2 separate regions of the Homo sapiens genome follow, and region 1 is linked to region 2. A link is a loop called in an ENCODE intact Hi-C map of the cell type or tissue named here. Cell type or tissue: sigmoid colon. All regions are shown on one strand. Links, peaks and the distances in the headings refer to the core of each region. The heading gives the core; the rest is flanking DNA.

Evidence for each region. A loop is a pair of places that touch in the nucleus more often than their neighbours do. Peaks named below come from ENCODE experiments on the same cell type or tissue, not always from the same donor. Only the 100,000 strongest peaks of a DNase experiment are listed, where the experiment ranks them.
Region 1: a loop joins it to region 2, with 3 times the contacts of the local background. A loop is called at or near these places in 8 of 110 quality-filtered maps.

The regions. Positions count from the first base shown.
Region 1 is chr2:127,896,652-127,905,880 of GRCh38, forward strand. No RefSeq gene overlaps it. Among named protein-coding and RNA genes, the nearest start is that of AMMECR1L, 15 kb to the left of the region's middle. RefSeq lists an enhancer at 9,155-9,229. In sigmoid colon, for the core only: no CTCF peak of the experiment used is centred there; a DNase peak (open chromatin) is centred at 5,250.
Region 2 is chr2:127,948,721-127,957,949 of GRCh38, forward strand. It overlaps SAP130 (Sin3A associated protein 130), which reads right to left. Exons shown (of 21, transcript NM_001330301.2): 16 at 6,266-6,624; 17 at 1,440-1,688; 18 at 1,149-1,274. Among named protein-coding and RNA genes, the nearest start is that of AMMECR1L, 67 kb to the left of the region's middle. In sigmoid colon, for the core only: no CTCF peak of the experiment used is centred there; a DNase peak (open chromatin) is centred at 4,761; H3K27ac peaks cover 435 bases.

The DNA.
Region 1 (9,229 bases), core at 761-8,760, 52 kb before region 2:
GGACACATATCTACAATATATAAAGAACTCTGAAGACAGTAAAAAAAACAAGTGATCCAATTAGAGAATGGACAAAAGGCTTGCAGAGACATTTCACTGAAGAGGACATATGGAAGGAAATTAAGCATGTGAAAAGTTGCATCACTAGTAATTAGCAAAATGCGAATTAAGATCACACTAAGATGTTACTACACATCTTTCAGAACAGCTGAAATAAACCTTGGTAATACTGAATGTTGGCAAGGATGTGCAGAAACGATCCTTCATAGACAGCTGATGGGAATGGAAGACGGTACGACCTTTTTGGAAAATTGTTTGGCTTTTTCTTTCTTTCTTTGTTTTTTTTTTTTTTGAAGCAGAGTCTCACTGTGTTGCCCAGGAGTGCAGTGGTGCAATGTGGGCTCACTGCAACCTCAGTCTCCTGGGTTCAAGCAATTCTTCTACCTCAACCTCACGAGTAACTGGGATTACAGGCGTGTGCCACCTTGCCCGACTAATTTTTGTATTTTTAGTAGAGACGAGGTTTCGCCATGTTGGCCAGGCTGGTCTGGAACTCCTGACCTCAGGTAATCCGCATGCCTCAGCTTCCTAAAGTGCTGGGATTACAGGCGTGAACCACTGCACCCAGTCTTTTTTTTCTTTTTTTTTTTTTTGAGACAGGGTCCCAATCTGTCCCCTAGGCTGGAGTACAGTGACTTGATCACAGCTCACTGCAGCCTTGAACTCCTGAGCTTAAGCAATCCTCCTGCCTCAGCCTCCCGAGTACGTGGGACTACAGGTGTGTACCACTACACCTGGCTTTTTTTTTTAACTTTTAGTAGAGATGAGGCCTCTCTATGTTTCCCAGGCTGGTCTCAAACTACTGGCCTCCCAAAATGCTGGGATTACAGACATGAGCCACCTTGCCCAGCCAACATTTTCTTAAAACCTAAACATATACTACAATATGACCTGGTAGTTGCACCTCTGGACACTTATCCCAAAGCAATGAAAACTTAGGTCTGCACAGAAACCCTTACATAATTGTTCATAGCAGCTTTATTTGCAATAGTGGAAAACTGGAAAGAGCCCAGATGTCCTTCAACAGGTGAGTTGTTAAACAAGCCAGTACATCCACACCATGGAATACTACTCAGCAACAAGAAGGAATAAACTCTTGATAAACCCAACAACTTGGATGGATCTCAAGGGCATTATGCTGAGTGAAAAAGCCCATTTTGACCTAAAGGGTGTAATTGCCTTTATATAACATTCTTGAAAGGACAAAATTTTTGGAGACCAGATTAGTGGTTGCCAGGAATTAGGGATGGTAGGGAGAAGAGGGTGTAGGTGTGACTATAAAGGCATTGCTCAAGGGAGATCTTTGACCACAGTTGTGGTCACCCTGATCTACCTACGTGATGAAATGACATTGAACTATACACACTATCTCTGCCAGTGTCAATTTCCTGCTTTTGATATAGTTATGGAAAATACAACCAATGGGAGAAAGTGGATTGGTCCATGGGACCAACTGAAAATGCTGTTTCTTTGCAACTTTCAGTGAATCCATAATTATTTCAAAATAAAAAGTGAAAAAACAAAAACAAAACAAAACAAAAAACCTTAGCGAAAAACAAAAGAAATGTAGCTTGCATCGGTATCAGGTAGGAGCAGCTATATAAATTGTGGGGCCACCCAGCCTCGTCTTTGTACCAGGGAGAGCAGAGCAACTCTTATCATTGACGGCAGGAAGTCAACACCAAGATGAGTTTAAATAAACAGACCTTATTAAAATAGCCCTTAACTTCCCCAATCTATTTCCTGGTCACTTTCCCACAGTTTATCATCTTTGAAGCCCAAATCCTCTCTCCTCTGTTAAAAGGGTATAAAGCCTCCAGTATAACCACGTCTTTGAGTTTCACTTCTGTTAATTCCCCTACACGTAATAATAAAAACTATGTGCTGCCGGGCGGAGTGGCTCACGCCTGTAATCCCAGCACTTTGGGAGGCCGAGGCAGGCGGATCACCTAAGGTCAGGAGTTCGAGACCAGCCTGGCCAAGATGGTGAAACCCCATCTCTACTAAAATACAAAAAATTAGCTGGGTGTGGTGGCGCACGCCTGTAGTCCCAGCTACTTGGGAGGCTGAGGCAGGGGAATCGCATGAACCCGGGAGGTGGAGTTTGCAGTGACCTGAGATCGCACCACTGCACTCCAGCCTGGCAACAGAGTAAGACTCCGTCTCAAAAAAACAAGCAAACAAGAAAACAAAAACCCAAAACCAAAACTATGTGCCTTTTCTCCTGTTAATCTGCCTTTTGTTATTTTAATCCACAGGCCCACAGACACTGAACCTAAGACGAAAGGAAAAGTTTTTCCTCCTTGACACCCCTAAAACTACTGTATTATAACAAGCTATATCACTGGATTTTATACTTCAGTCCCATAGACTTCAACTACTTTAGCAGACAGTTACTCCTCAAATTCTTGTTACAAAGGGACACTTTTCTTGAGCTATTTCAGGAACCTTAGCAGGAGGAGGGAACTGTCCCGAGATATCCTAATTAAATACCTTATCACATAATTGTAAAAGAAGCGATTCTAAAAAAATAAATACCCTGGCTAGTGCTGCGTGCGGCACAGCCCAGTAATTCCAGCACTTTCGGAGGCCTAGGCAGGAGGATAGCTTGAGCCCAGGAGTTTGAGACCAGCATAGGCCATATAGGGAGACCTTATCTCTACAGAAAATTTAGGTGTGGTGGTGTGCACCTGTAGTCTCAGCTACCAGGGGATGCTGAGGTGGGAGATTTGCTTGAGTCTGGGACTTCCAGGCTGCAGTGAACCATGATTGCACCACTGCACTCCAGCTTGGGAGGCAAAGCGAGACCCTGCTTCAAAATAAATAGATAAATAAATACCCCCCTTGAATTCTTTTATTACAGGAAAAGAGGCAAGATTGAAGATGTGTTTGAGCATCTGCTTGTTCATTCATGCATTGATTCAAAAGGCTTTTTGAGATGGAGTCTTGCTCTGTTGCCCAGGCTGGAGCACAGTGGCATGATCTTGGCTCACTGCAACCTCTGCCTCCTGGGTTCAAGTGATTCTCCTGCCTCAGCCTCCAGAGTAACTGGGACTATAGGCGTCTGCCACCACGCCTGGCTAATTTTTGTATTTTTAGTAGAGATGAGATTTCACCATGTTGGCCAGGCTGGTGTCAAACTCTTGACCTCAGATGATCTGCCTGCCTCGGCCTCCCAAAGTGCTGGGATTATAGGCGTGAGCCACCACACCTGGTCATCAATCAAAAGGCTTTTTTAAAGAAGGTTATAAAAATTGATACATTATGTTTTCTTTTATTAATACCGATTTTAGTTTTGTGAAAGTTGTCAGGATAAAAATGAAGTCACCTGTGTTTTGGAAAACCCTGACACATAGAATCAGAGAAGGCTATGAAGAGAGGGTTCAAGCTTGTCTGCCTGATAACAAAAACTATCACGAAAGACTCTGCAAGCCTGGGCGTGGTGGCTCACGCCTGTAATCCCAGCACTTTGGGAAGCCAAGGTGGGAGGACCACTTGAAGCCTAGAGTATGAGACCAGCCTGGCCAACATGGTGAGACCTCATCTGTATTTTTTTTTTTTTTTTAAGAAAAAAGACTGCAAAAACCACAGCATTGCACAAAGACTGTTGCGATCTTGCACAAAAGATACTTCTGCAGGGACATCTAGGCAGCAACTGCCTGTGTAACCTTGGGCTGGTGCCACCCTACTATTAATCCTTGCGGCCAAGGATCATGAGCTCAAAACAATGTGTAATCATTATTCTTTCCTTTTTTTTTTTTTTTTTGAGATGGAGCTTTGCTCTGTTGCCCAGGCTGGAGTGCAGTGGCATGATCTTGGCTCACTGCAACCTCCGCCTCCCGGGTTCGAGCAATTCTCCTGCCTCAGCCTCCTGAATAGCTGGGATTACAGGCACATGCCACCATGCCTGGCTAATTTTTTTGTATTTTTAGTAGAGACGGGATTTCAACTTGTTGGCCAGGCTGGTCTTGAACTCCCAACCTCAGGTGATCTGCTCGCCTTGGCCTCCCAAAGTGCTGGGATTACAGACTTGAGCCACCGCGCATGGCAAAAACATATTATGTATATATATATATATATATATATATATATATACACACACACATAATTTTATATAGACACAGGGTCTCACTATGTCACCCAGGCTGGTCTTGAGCTCCTGGGCTCAAGCGATCCACCTGCCTTGGCCTTCCAAAGTGCTGGAATTACAGGTGTGAGCCACCGCGCCCGGCCTGTCCAGGGGATTCTAAAGCCACCAAGGTTTGAGAAGCATGAGCTGCTGTTATGGACTGAATTGTGTCTCCCAGCACCACACAATCTGTCGGTTAAAGCCCTAGACCCTAGTGCAACTGTATCTGGAGGTAGGATCTTCAGGAGGTAATTAAGGTTAAATGAGGCCATCAGGGTGGAGCTCTAATCTGACAGGATTGTAGCCTTATAAGAAGAGGAAGGAGTGGCCGGGTGCAGTGGCTCATGCCTGTAATACCAGCACTTTGGGAGGTCAAGGTGGGTGGATCACGAGGTCAGGAGTTCAAGACCAGCCTGGCCAATATGGCAAAACCCTGTCTCTACTAAAAATACAAAATTAGCCAGGCATGGTGGCTTGCATCTGTAATCCCAGCTACTTGGGAGGCTGAGGCAGGAGAATCGCTTGAACCGGGGAGGCGGAGGTTACAGTGAGCCGAGGTTGAACCACTGCACTCCAGCCTAGCCTAGGCAACAAAGTGAGATTCCACCTAAAAAAAAAAAAAAAAAAAGAAGAGGAAGGGAGATATCCCCACCCCAGTCCTGCCCTGTGACGACACAGGGAGAAGGCTGCTGCCAGCAAGCCAGGAAGAGGGTCCTCAGCAGAGCCAAGTTGGCCAGTGCCCTGATCTTGGATTGCTGGCCCCCAGAACTGCAAGAAACGAATGCCTGTTGCTTGACCATTCAGTCTGCAGGATTTTGTTAAAGCAGCCCAGGATGGCCAAGACAGCTTTGGAAATGAAAATGGCCACTGTTCGCTACGGAGAAGAGACCCTCATTCTAGACTTGTGACTCTCCAATTCTGCACTCCCATTTAATTTCCCCAGTGCTCTATTTAGAACATATCCTCAGGGCCTGCCGATGCTAGTCACTCTCTGGAAGCCTTGCTTCTAGAACTCCTGGGAAATTTCAGCTCTGGCACAGACAGCTCTGGCCTTCACGTCAGGAGGCCTGGATTTGTGCCCGAGCTTTGCTGCTTTGCCTTCAAATAAGACTCTTTCCAGCTCTGGTCTCAGTCTCCTCATTTGTAGAATAAAGGAATTGGATTAAATTTAGGGTATTTAACCAAACACCGCATGTTCTCACTCATAGGTGGGAATTGAACATGAGAACACTTGGACACAGGGTGGGGAACATCACACACCAGGGCCTGTCGTGGGGTGGGGGTAGGGGGGAGGGATAGCATTAGGAGATATACCTAATGTAAACGATGAGTTAATGGGTGCAGCACACCAACATGGCACATGTATACATATGTAACAAACCTGCACGTTGTGCACATGTACCCTAGAACTTAAAGTATAATAATAAAAAAAATTTAGGGTTTTTAACTCCTGAGCAGCAAAATCCTCTTTTCAAAAAAAATCTTCTGTGGACTCCAAATATGAATACCCAACAGTAGGCCGGGCGCAGTGGCTCACACCTGCAATCCCAGCACTTTGGGAGGCCAAGGCGGGTGGATCACAAGGTTAGGAGTTCAAGACCAGCCTGGCCAACATAGTGAAACCCCGTCTCTACTAAAAATACAAAAATTAGCTAGGTGTGGTGGTGGGTGCCTGTAATCCCAGCTATTTGGGAGGCTGAGGCAGGAGAATCGCTTGAACCCAGGAGTCGGAGGTTGCACTGAGCCGAGATCGCGCCACTGCACTCCAGCCTGGGCGACATACTGAGACTATGTCTCAAAAAAAAAAACAGTCAGGCCTCCTGAGTGGAGGAAGGAGAAGGGTGCGGCTTCTGGCTCTCTGGCACCTGGGGGCTCCTGAGAAATGGTTCCTATGGCTTGTGGCTGGGGCAGACTTGCCTGGTGCCCGATGTCCTGGCATAGTGAGGAATGACACACGTGTCACTCTGAAAGCCCCTGGGGTGGACACTGGCACATCAGCACAGGATGCCACCCGGCGTGCACCCCACTCTGCCTGCCAGCCATTTCTCAAGTTGGCTTGGCTATTACCGGATGAGAAGGGAACCCCAGAATACACCCAAAACAATCTCTCAAGTTCAAGAAAAACTATGTGGCTGAGCTTCCCCTTAACCGAAAAGGAGTCAGCTAACAAAAGAGAGAGGAATAAAGCCCCAAAGAAAAAAACATAATAAAAAACCCTCAAGGATATTACAAGTGTTCCCTCCATCACTTTATTCAGCCATCAAAAATTATGCTGGAAAGACTCATTCCATGATATGGAAAACTGTGTCTTTGATGTAAGTTTCAGTCAAGAAAGAATAAAAAAATTTATGTACAGTTTTATCACAACTATAAAAAAAGGCATATATGGCTGGGCACGGTGGCCCACACCTGTAATCCCAGTACTTTGGGAGGCCGAGGCGGACGGATCACCTGAGGTCAGGAGTTCAAGAGCAGCCTGGCCAACGTGGTGAAACCCCGTCTCTACTAATAATACAAAAATTAGCTGTGTGTGGTGGCCGGCGCCTGTAATCCCAGCTACTTGAGAGGCTGAGGTAGGAGAATCGCTTGAACCTGGGAGGTGGAGGTTGCAGTGAGCCAAGATCACGCCACTGCATTCCAGCCTGGGTGACAGAGCAAGACTTTCTCAAAAAAAAAAAAAGAAAAGAAAAGAAAAGAAAAAAGGCATATATACACTTTATTTTTATTTATTTATTTTTTTAAAGACAGGATCTGGCTGTGTCTCCCAGGCTGAAGTGGCCAATCTTGGCTCACTGCAACCTCTGCCTCCCAGGTTCAAGTGATCCTCCCATCTCAGCCTCTCGAGTAGCTGGGACCACAGGCATGCGCCACCACACCTGGCTATTTTTTAAATTTTTTGTAAAGATGGGGTTTCACTATGTTGCCCAGGCTGGTCTTGAACTCCTGGGCTCAAGCACTCGGGCTGCCTTGGCCTCCCAAAGTGCTGGGATTACAGGTGTGAGCCACCATGCCCGGCCATTTACATATTTTAAAGAGACAGAAGGAAACAGAATAATGGCCACAAACAAGGGCTTTGTGGAGACCCAAGATCAAAGTCCCATCTCTGCAATTTTATTAGTTGTATGACTTGGGGCAAGTCAGTTCCCCACAATAAGTCTCAGTATTCGCACCTGAAAAATGGGTACAGATGGTAATGGAGACAGAACATCACAACAGTGTTGGCTGCACACATAACAAGTAATAGCAGCTCTATTGCTATGAGTGATGATAAGATATTACTAGTGTTTATCCCTGCATAAGGTTTTAAGAGACTTATTTGTCCTCTCAATTCCTATAATGGGCATACATTTATAATAGTTTAAAAAGAAAGAAGTTAAAAGAAGTGCTCTGCCAGGCATGACGGCTCACATCCGCAATCCCAGCACTTTGGGAGGCCAAGGCAGGAGGATCACTTGAGACCAGAAGTTCAAGACCAGCCTGGGAAAAATAATAAGACCTCATCTCTCCAAAAAAATTTAAAAATTAGCCAGGCGTGGTGGTGTGCGCCTATAGTCCCAGCTACTCGGGAGGATTGCTTGAGCCCAGGAGTCCGAGGCTACAGTGAGCTATGATTGTGCCACTGCACTCCAGACTGGGTAAGAGAGTGAGACCCTGTCTCTAAAAACAAAAGGAAGTGCTCTAGGAAGAAATGCTGTGCCTGTATGAGAACCTGTCTTCCTGCCAGAATGAGAAGAGCCCAGAGCCTGCAGCACTCTGGAAGGAGAAGCAGGGTGCTCTGGGCTCCGGACTCTGGAGTTAAGTTGGAGGCAGGGGATGTGACAGTGCATGCACAAGCCAAGGGCAGGTGATGGCAACAATCCCCACTTGCTCCTTTCACTTAGAAATAAATTGTGGGGGCCGGGCTCGGTGGCCCGCGCCTGTAATCCCAGCACTTTGGGAGGCTGAGGCAGGCGGATCACCTGAGGTCAGGAGTTCAAGACCAGCCTGGACAACATGGTGAAACCCCATCTCTAAAAAAAATACAAAAATTAGCCGGGCTGGTAGTGTGTGCCTGTAATCCCAGCTACTCGGGAGGCTGAGGCAGGAGAATCGCTTGAACCCGGGAGGCGGAGGTTGCAGTGAGCCAAGATTGCACTGCTGCACTCTAGCCTGGGTGACAGAGTGAGACTCTGTCTCAAAAAAAAGAAAAAAAGAAGCAAATTGTGGAGTAGTCCAACTAATTGGAGGGAGTAGCTGTCTACGGACAGTGAAAAAAAGTAAAACCAAAAAAGCCCAGTGAAAGCGGAGGTAAAACAGGGGAACGTGAGAGATGTGATCCAACTCATGGCCCCGTGGGAGGGCAGCGCTCCCGAACCCAAGCTGAGCTGGTGTTCATAGGCACCCAGTGCTGGGCTCACAGCATCTGGCAAATATTAGGCAAGCTGACAGGAAAACACTGATGTTGGATCTGACAGGTGTATTCATTTGCTACTGTGGTTTAACCAGCAGAAATTTATTTTTTTCACTGTGCTGAAACTGGAAGTAAAAGAGAAAGGTCTCGGCAGGTCGGTTTTTCCCGAGGCCTCTGCCCTCGGTTTGCAGCTGGCACCTTCTTGCTGTTCCTCACACAGTCACCCTTGGATCTGTGTGGTGTCTGTGTCCTAATCGCCCCTGCTTACAAGGCCACCAGCTACACTGGACTACCCGCTCACATGATCTCATTTTACCTTACTTATCTCTTTAAAGCCCCGTCTCCAAATACAATCACACAGTGGGGTACTAGGGCTGGGAATGCCACATGTGAATTTGGGTGGGGAGGCAGGTCCGTCAAGAACAACAAGCATAACCAGACCCACTGAGTGAGGCTCAGGCACTTCCGCTAGAAAAAATGACACCAGGGTGGTCCCATGATAGGACAAACCCTATGAGACATAACATTGTATAAAACACAATTTGCCGGCCAGGCGCGGTGACTCAAACCTGTAATCCCAGCACTTTGGGAGGCTGAGGCGGGTGGATCACATGGTCAGGAAATCAAGACCATCCTGGCCAACGTGGTGA
Region 2 (9,229 bases), core at 735-8,734:
AAGTTTCATAGTCAAGAGGCACTGTGTAAAGGAGGTTAGTATGAATATATTGAAACAGAAGATTTAGGGATCATAAACCTTTCAGCTGTCAAGTTATCTTTCTTGAGATAGTTTTTGAAGAGCGAGTCCCAATAAGCATTTAGACTCTTGTAGTGTGGCTTGAAATGCTACCAGGCAAATTCCTAAATATTTTTTCTATGGAATTCTTGTGGCATGAAGAGATGTTTAGTGGTTCATATCCTACTTCCACTAAAAGGCAACACTCCTTGACCTCTGGAAATCTCACCCTCTTTCCAAACCTCAGAGTACACTTGTGAGGAAGAAAAGCTGGGAAATGTAGCCGCCTCTGTAATTCCATTCAGAAACTGAACTGTTAGCATGTCCACCTCTGCTTACTTAGTCAGTACTCCATCCAAGTTAGACTCATCTTGAGCCTTCAAGAAAACCCTTAGAGCAGTTTCCAAATGGGATTTATGTAAGAGAATGGGAAATGTGACCAATTATCTAGAGGCTCACATTTCTTTGTACATATATTATATTTGAGATTAATGGCACTTAAAGTCCATCCGTAGAAATATTTGCAGGTATTTGCAAAGTACTATCAGCATTTTCAATCATATGTGGGTTTATTAAAATGTTATTCTCAGGTTCCACCAGAACAACAGAACATTCATTGAGGGCTTACCTTAGACCACTCCAAGAGCGTTGCATATTTGTTAAACAAAAGATCTTTTGGCAGAAATGCTTACAATGCATGCGTATTTTTAGCATCTTAGGAACTACTGTGGACTGAGAACTGTGTTACACAGTAACCCAGTACAGCTCTTCCACAATGACTCTGGAAGCCACAGGTATCCTCTATCAGTACTTTGGGAGCTGTTAACATGTGGGTTTTACAAAAACCAAGGCTGTCACTTAACCATTAAACTGCAATTCCAATAAATACACACAGCTTGCTAGGGCAAAGGGTAATTTTCTAGGTTTTATATTCTACAGGATATACTTAAACACTAAAGCCTCAAGATTTTGTAACAAAAACTTATGGTTTTTTTGAAACCGGAAAATTGTGGTTCTGTTTTTCTCTTCTATTTTAATTAAGTTTACACCAATTTCATGCATTAATATCAAGTGTTTCTGGGGAAACTAACCTTTGACCCGGACGTCACTGTACCTCTGAAAGTGGTGGTAAGCAGCTTTCCAGGGGTTCCGATAGTGACGAAGCAAAGTAATGGGGGGTCTTGGACGCACTGGGACATATCTCACACCTTCCTCATCTGTTAAAGAGAAGACATTAAACAACTTAGTAACACTGTCAACAATCCTCAAAGTTCATTTCCAGTAAGTGAGGTACGAGTGAGGCTGACTATGTAACGAGCCTCTGGGTTGGACTCTGACTTTATTGGGAAGCATCATAACACAAGTCAGCCTGTGACCATTACCAATATACTCCTTGGGAGGAGACTTGCGCTTCTCAGCCTTCACCAGAAGACTCTTGGCAGTGGACTTCTCATCATCAGTGCTGTTTGTCTCCATCATGTCACCTTCTTCTGTTGAGATCACATGCTGTTGCTTTCGAGGCTTTTTCCTTGGGGAGGCACCAGGTGGTAGGTCACTTGTAGGCATGGACAAGTTGTTTGCCAGCAATGCAAGAGATGGAGACACAGTGTTGGTAGCCAGTGGAGGAACTGCTGTCATAGGAAAAGGAGCACACATATCTGTAAGAACTCAAAGATAACAGAAAGTTTCACTTCCTTCCTTCCAACAAAGATGATTAAGAAGACAGCACAGAGCACCAACATTTATTGTCTTCCTATGTGTCTGGCACTGTGCTAAGCACTCTGTGGCAGAAGCTGCAAACTCCTCCCTTATAGCCCATATCTTCATCTTCCTTAGGTCCAGGACGTCCTTTGACAAGGACACAATGATATTCAGCTAAAGAATGTACTTCCTAGCCTCCATTACAGGTGTGGTCATCTAAGATGGAAGTAGAAGTGTTTTGTAGCACTTTTAGCAAATTTCCAGGAGGGAGAGAGAGAGCAGGTGTGATCTCCTTGTCTTCTTTCTGTGATCCTGGAACTCAGACGAGATGGCTGCAGCATCAGCAGCTGTCCTGAATTAAGAGCATGAAGGTCAAATCCTAGGGGTGGTGGAGCAAAGAGGTGGAAGGAGCCTGGCTTTCTAATAATTTGATGAAGTCCACACACCATCCCTGAACTGTTTGCCTCAGGACTTGCTCCAAAGGAGATAACAGGACCTTATGAGTTAAGCTACTATTTTTCACACTTTTTAAACATAAATGCCTAGCAGGTAACCTATTAACTCATTATCGTAAAAATCATCTGAATAAGTAGGCATTATTATTATCCTCCAATTCACAGATGAGAAAATATGGCACAAGTCACACAAGTATGAAGTGGGCAAGCTGGGATTGACAGAGGCAGTCTGGCTTCAGAGCTTGCACTCTCACCGACCGCAGTGTGCTACCTCCAGATAAAAAGCATGTGTTGTGAGGACGTAAACATTTGCTTGAGCTTGTATGAATCATACATCTAGGAATTTAAAAATCATGTTAAGGGCTCACCTTAACTCTTATTTTCACTCTACCACATACTTGCCCTATTTTCCTCTACCCACTCTGCTGCCCACTCCCAACAGTCATACCCTAAACTTTCCTGTCACCATTAAATAGAAACTGCCTCACACCCAATCTGAATTTCTAGCATCCAACTCCCTAGGTAAATCCAACTCCCTTTCTAGGTTCCTCCCCTCGGTACTCAGCCTCCAGCACTTCTTAGGCCTACAAGGAACCTGTTCATCCGACCATGTTCCTGCAGTCACTCATCCCTCTCATGTCTATCCTCCCCCATCGCTAGGTCTGAACCCTATAATCACTGTATTCCTTTTCTTCCTTCATTGTCCCTTCCTTTTCTTGCTTTACTGTGCTCATTTAGCAAAAGGCCAAGAGGTTAAATCCTGTTCTCCAACCAGTCTGCACCTACGCAACTGAATGTCGCCAGAGGGAGACACACTACCATGCTGACTGGCCTCACTTGGACAACCCTATCTGTTAAGTCCAGTCTCTCTTGGGATGACTACTTCACACCTTCTTCTCCCTCAAACACTCGATGCCTCCTCCACCATCTGTACTCTCAGTGGATGGCCTTGCTTTCTATTTTACTGAAAAAGATAGATGCAATCACAAGAACATGTTCATCAAGTCCCACCACCTTATCTCCCCATCTCCACTGTGTCCCTATATTCTCCTTCTCTCCATGCTTTCAGCAAAGGCCAAACTCTTCAGCTACACACAAATCCCACCCACTCTCGCCTCCTCAAACAGTGCTCCAGGAATTCACAACTTTCTCCTGCATCATCAATTCTTCTCACTCTACTGGATCATTCCTATTAACATACAAAACTCTTATTTGTCCCATCTTAAAAAAATCTTCTTCTTGGCCAGGTGTGGTGGCTCACATAACCCTAGCACTTTGGGAGGCTGAGGCGGGCAGATCATAAGATCAGGAGTTCGAGACCAGCCTGGCCAACATGGTGAAACCCCATCTCTACTAAAAATATAAAAATTGGCTGGGTGTGGTGGCAGGTGCTTGTAATCCCCGCTACTCAGGAGGCTGAGGCAGGAGAATTGCTTGAAACCAGAAGGCAGAGGTTGCAGTGAGCCAAGATCACGCCACTGCACTCTAGCCTGGGCAAAAGAGCACAACTCCATCTTAAAAAAAAAAAAAAAAAAAATCTTCTTGACATCATGTCACTTCAAACACCTTTTTTCTCTTCCTTTAGAACAAATGCCTCAAACGTGCTGTTTATATATAATGTCTCTATCTCTCCTGGCTTTCTCCTGAACTTGCCCCCAGTCATGCTTTTACCCCATCATTACAGAAAAACTGCTTTTCTCAAGACCTCTGTGACTTCTGTTTGCCAAATCCAAAGGTCACTGCTCAGACCTCATCTTCCTTGATCTCTCAAGAGCATGTGATCCACCTGATCATTGTCTCCTCTCTGAAATATTTTTGTTCTTGCAACTTCCAGGACACCACATACTATAAGTGATATTCCTACCCTGTGTTCCCTCCATTCAGCCTCCTTTGCTGGACTTTACTTCCTCCCCCATCTCATGATAGCACAACACCATCCTAAGACTAGATCATGGACTGCTTCTGTCTTTATCAACATTCATTCCCTAGGTGATGTGAACGACTCATCCAGGCTCATGACTTTAAATACAATTTATATATATAATGACAACTCCCAAATTTGTATCTGCAACTTCATTTTCTATTCCAAAAGCCAGCCTCATAGATCCAACTATTTATTTGATGTCTACATTTGAAATGTCTAACAGACATCTGAAACTTACCCTATCAAAAACTAAACTCCTAATCTTTCCCTACAAAACATGGTCCTCCTGCAGGCTTTCCTAATTCAGCCAATGGCAACTCTATGGCTTCCAGTTGCTAAGGCCAAAAATCTTGGAAATTGTCCCAGATACTGTTCTCTCACACTCAACATCCAATCATTACACACTCTTAGCTCTACCTTAAAAACATAAACAGAATCCTACCACCTCACACCACTTCCGCTACTACTACCCTGGTTGAGCCTTCATTGCTCCTGGCAATTAATGCAACAGCCGCTTGACAGGTCTCCCCGATTCCATCCCTGTTCCCAGAGTCTGTTCTTTCCCCAGCAGCCAGAGTGTTTATCTTCAGTCCTAAGTGAGTGCTTGGCACTGCTCTGCTCACACTCCCTGCTCTGCTCCAACAGCTCCCTGCCAACCCCAGCAAAGCCAAAACCTTTACAACAGCCTGTGGGCCCTGTTCTACCATGATCTGATCCTGCTGCCTGCCACTCCCCTTATTACTTAGCTCCAGCGACCTTTGGTTCTTTGCTATATTTTGAGCACATCACGCATGCTCCTATCTCAAGATTTTTGTACTTACTGCTCTCTGGCCTGGAATACCCTTTCCCCGGATATCCTCATGGCCAGGAACTTCATTTCTTTAATGTCTCTACTCAATGGTCACTTCCTCAGTGAGGCTTTCTCCTAAAACTCTTTACACACATTCCAGCCCTGGCTACAGCTTTCCTTATATTTTGTCCCTGCTTTGTTTCTCCATAGAACTTATCACCCAAACATATATATACATACATACATACATATATAATTTAGTCATCTTTTTGCTTTTGTCTCCCTTGCTAGAATGTAAGACCTAAGAGGATAAAGCTGCATTTGTCTTACACAAAGTTGCATCGTCAGTGCCCAGAACAATTCCTGGAATAGACTCCTATAGGTTGAGGTAGGATTACAGGCAGTTTCCTAGCACAGAGAGGTAAAGGGAACCAGCGAAAAAGAGCAGGTGAGTAGCATAACTGAGGGTGCTTCATTTTTCCCTTCTGGATTACTCATGGTATCTTTTGAAGAAAGTGCCAAGGGTAAATATACCCACAGAAAGAGATTTCATGGCAGAATAAACAGATGAATAAATAAACAGTAGATTAAAAAAACTACAGACACAGCACAATCACACCTCTATCGGGCAAACAGCATGAGAAAGAAATGGAGGACTTCTCACTGAAATAGCAGGTAATACTGGGTACCAGAGCACAAATAACTTGCTTTCTTCTTTGGATTTGTTTATACTTCACACAGTTTGTATACTGAATATGTTACTTTTGTAGGAAAAACAAAATTCCACATAAATTATTAAAAAAAAAAAAGAAAGAAAACCTCTCAAGTGACTTGACTTTCTCAAACCGGAAGTTTGGAGTTAAGATGAAGTGGTAAAGGGAGAAATGAATTGTTTTAAGATTTTACTAATCACATATAGGTTTTTCAGCAACACAAATCTTACTTGATTGTATAACAAGGCAATGAAACTTGGAATAAATAGTACTAAAGCCATATTGTGCCTCCTTTTACATAGTAGTATTTTCTTAATACTACTTTCTTAATACTACTAGGCATGGAAGGAAACTATGTTGAAGGATATCCATGGGGAAATATTAATCTCTTTCATGATTTTGGCCAGAAATTAAACTTTATTACAAAAGGGAAGCAAAGTAGTTTTACTTTTCACAATGAGTTTACTGCTTTCTTCTACTTATCAAAAACTAATGACATGCAACATCTAAAATGGGTTATCAGGGAGTCTTGGCTGAGGGTTACAGAAGAATCTGGATGCTGGAGGAGAATTAGGGAAGGGGAAGAGGCAATTGCCAATGGAGAGTATTCTATGGACGGACTTACCAGAAACTGGCCTCATGATATCCATTGGTTCTACTTCTTCTTTCACTTTAATTTCAGGAACGGGAGGGCCCAAGACGGAGGAAAGACTGCCACCCACAGTGACTGATGGAGGTGGTGCAGCTGCAATGGTGGTGATGGGTGGAGTGATGGGGACCGCTCCAGGAATGGTTGAAAGGGCAACGGCTGGTTGTGACGGGGGACTGGCTGCTGCAATCATAGTTGGAATGGTCGGTGGGGGCTGCTGGGCAGTTGGAGGGACGGCAATGGTAGGCTGATCATTATTTTGATTGGATACAGTCTCCATGGACACAGTGACCGGAGTGGCCATAGACACGTGGATTTCAGACTTGGGTTTGGCACTAAAACACAAAAGAAAAGCACATGTAGCAAATAAGAAAAAAACTGCCTTCATCTACAACATCTCAGAGGATGAGTATTTGTCCAATTATTTCTGTCCAGCACACTGCACAATTTATACTCTATTTCCTTTTTTTAAATTTTTAATTTTAAAAAAATTTTGAGACAGGGTCTCACTCTGTTACCCATGCTGGAGTGAAGTGGCGTGATCTTGGCTCACCGCAACCTCTGTCTTCTGGGCTCGAGGGATTCTCCCACCTCATCCTCCCGAGTAGCTGAGACTACAGGTGTGTGCCACCATGCCAGGCTAATTTTTGTATTTTTTTGTGGAGATGGGGTTTCACCATGTTGCCCAGGCTGATCTCCAACTCCTGAACTCAAGTGATCCGCCTGCCTCGGCCTCCCAAAGTGATGGGATTACAGGTGTGAGCCACCACACCCAGCTCTAATACTCTATTCCTTGACTTTAAAGTTTAACAAAGCAATTTTAAATGGAAATCAGGTTTTAAAGATATACTGTATGTCCTGCTCCCAAGTTTTTATAAGCAGTAATAAAATTAACTAAGAAAATAACACTTTAAAGAACTCAAAGTCATATCGTCATAGCACAACCAATTTTCATAATATTAATGTATCTTTTCTCCCAGAATTCCTTAATATATATGTTGTCTTTGGAGTTGTTATTTTTCTGTTTTTTTTTCTTTTCTTTCTCTTTAGCTACAGTTGTAATTGAGAGGGACTGAGGTTGAGCTGATTACTAATGGCCAATGCCTAATCAACCATTCCTGTATAAATGGAATTTCCATAAAAACTCTAAAAGACTGGGTTCAGGAGCTTCTGGGATAGCTAGCACGTGGAAATTCCTGGAGGGCAGGCGTGCCTGGAGAGGCCATGGAAGCTTCATGTCCCTTCTCCCAGGCCTTATGCTTCTGTTCCATTTGGTTGGTCATCTGCATCCTCTGTAATAGCCTTTATGAAAATAGGTTAGTGTACGTAAAGTGTTTTCCTGAGTTCTGTGTGCTGTTCTAGCAAATTAATCAAACTTATGCATGGGAACTAGCTGGTCAGAAGAACAAGTAAAACCACCTGGGGCTTGCATTTGGCGTTGAAAGTTGGGTGCAGTCTTCCGCATGTTCTCACTCATAGGTGGGAATTGAATAATGAGAACACTTGGACACAGGAAGGGGAACATCACACACCAGGGCCTGTCATGGGGTGGGGGGAGGGGGAGGGACAGCATTAGGAGATCTACCTAATGTAAATGATGAGTTAATGGGTGCAGCACACCGACATGGCGCATGTAGACATATGTAACAAACCTGCACATTGTGCACATGTACCCTAGAACTTAAAGTATAATAAAAAAAAAAAAAAAAAAAAAGAAAGTTGGGTGCAGTCTTGTGGGACTGAGCCCTCAACCTGTGAGATCTGACACTATCTCCAAGTGTCATAATTGAATTGGAGGGCACCCACCTGGTGTCTTCTGCAAAACTGATTGGTTGGTTGCTGGGGAGAAATCCTTCCCCACTTCTTACTAACCAAAGGTCACAGAAGTTTCTGTGTTGTTGTTGAGTGAGAGAAGACAAAAACAAAAACATTTTGGTTTTTACTCTTATATTCTCAGATGAGAAATTGTATACTTGGGATTTTCAACCTATAGAAATGAAAATATTGAGTTGGGCACAGTGGCTCATGCCTATAAATTCCCAGCAGTTTGGGAAGCTGAGGCGGAAGAATCATCTGAGGCCAGGAGATCGAGACCAGCCTGGGCAAAATAGTAAGACCCCATTTCTTAAAAAATTTTTTTTAATTAGCCAGGTGCACTGGCATACACCTGTAGTTCCAGCTACTAAGGAGGCTGAGGCAGGAGAATTACTAGTGCCCAGGAGTCTGAAGTTGCAATGAGCTATAATTGTAACACTGGCACTCCAGCCTGGGCAACAGAGGGACTAGAAGTTCTGGAATACAAAAGTGTAAAGGCTGAAAGGGGAAAAAAAAGAAAAAACACTAGAGTCTGAACTGTATATTTGAATAGGCATAAGAAAGAACTGGCTAGGCGTGGTGACTCACGCCTATAATCCCAGTGCTTTGGGAGGCCATGGCAGGAAGATCGCTTGAGCCCAGGAATTTGACACCAGCCTAGTTAACATAGGGAAACCCCAAAACTACAAAAACAGAAACACTAGCTGGGCGTGGTGGTGTATGCCTGTGGTCCTAGCGACTCTGGAGGCTGAAGAGCAGGAGGACTGCTTGAGCCTGGGAGGTTGAGGCCGCAATGAGTTATGATGGCACCACTGAACTCCAGCCACAACAGAGCGAGACCCTGCCTCTTAAAAAAAAAAAAAAGATAAGTTATGGCAAAATATTAAAAGTTACATATGTTTGATTACTATTATTTTCTCTATTTTCTCAGACATTTACAGATTTTCATATTGAGAAGGCTTTAAGATAAAGTTGAAGATATCTAGAAAGAAAAAGAGAGAAGAGAGACAGTAAATAAGAGAGAAAAAATAAAAAAAATCAATTCTAGAAGTTCACCTGACAAATAAGAGTTTCCCCAAAAAAAGGAGGAGATGGAAATTGAGTAGCAGAAAACAAATCATGAAA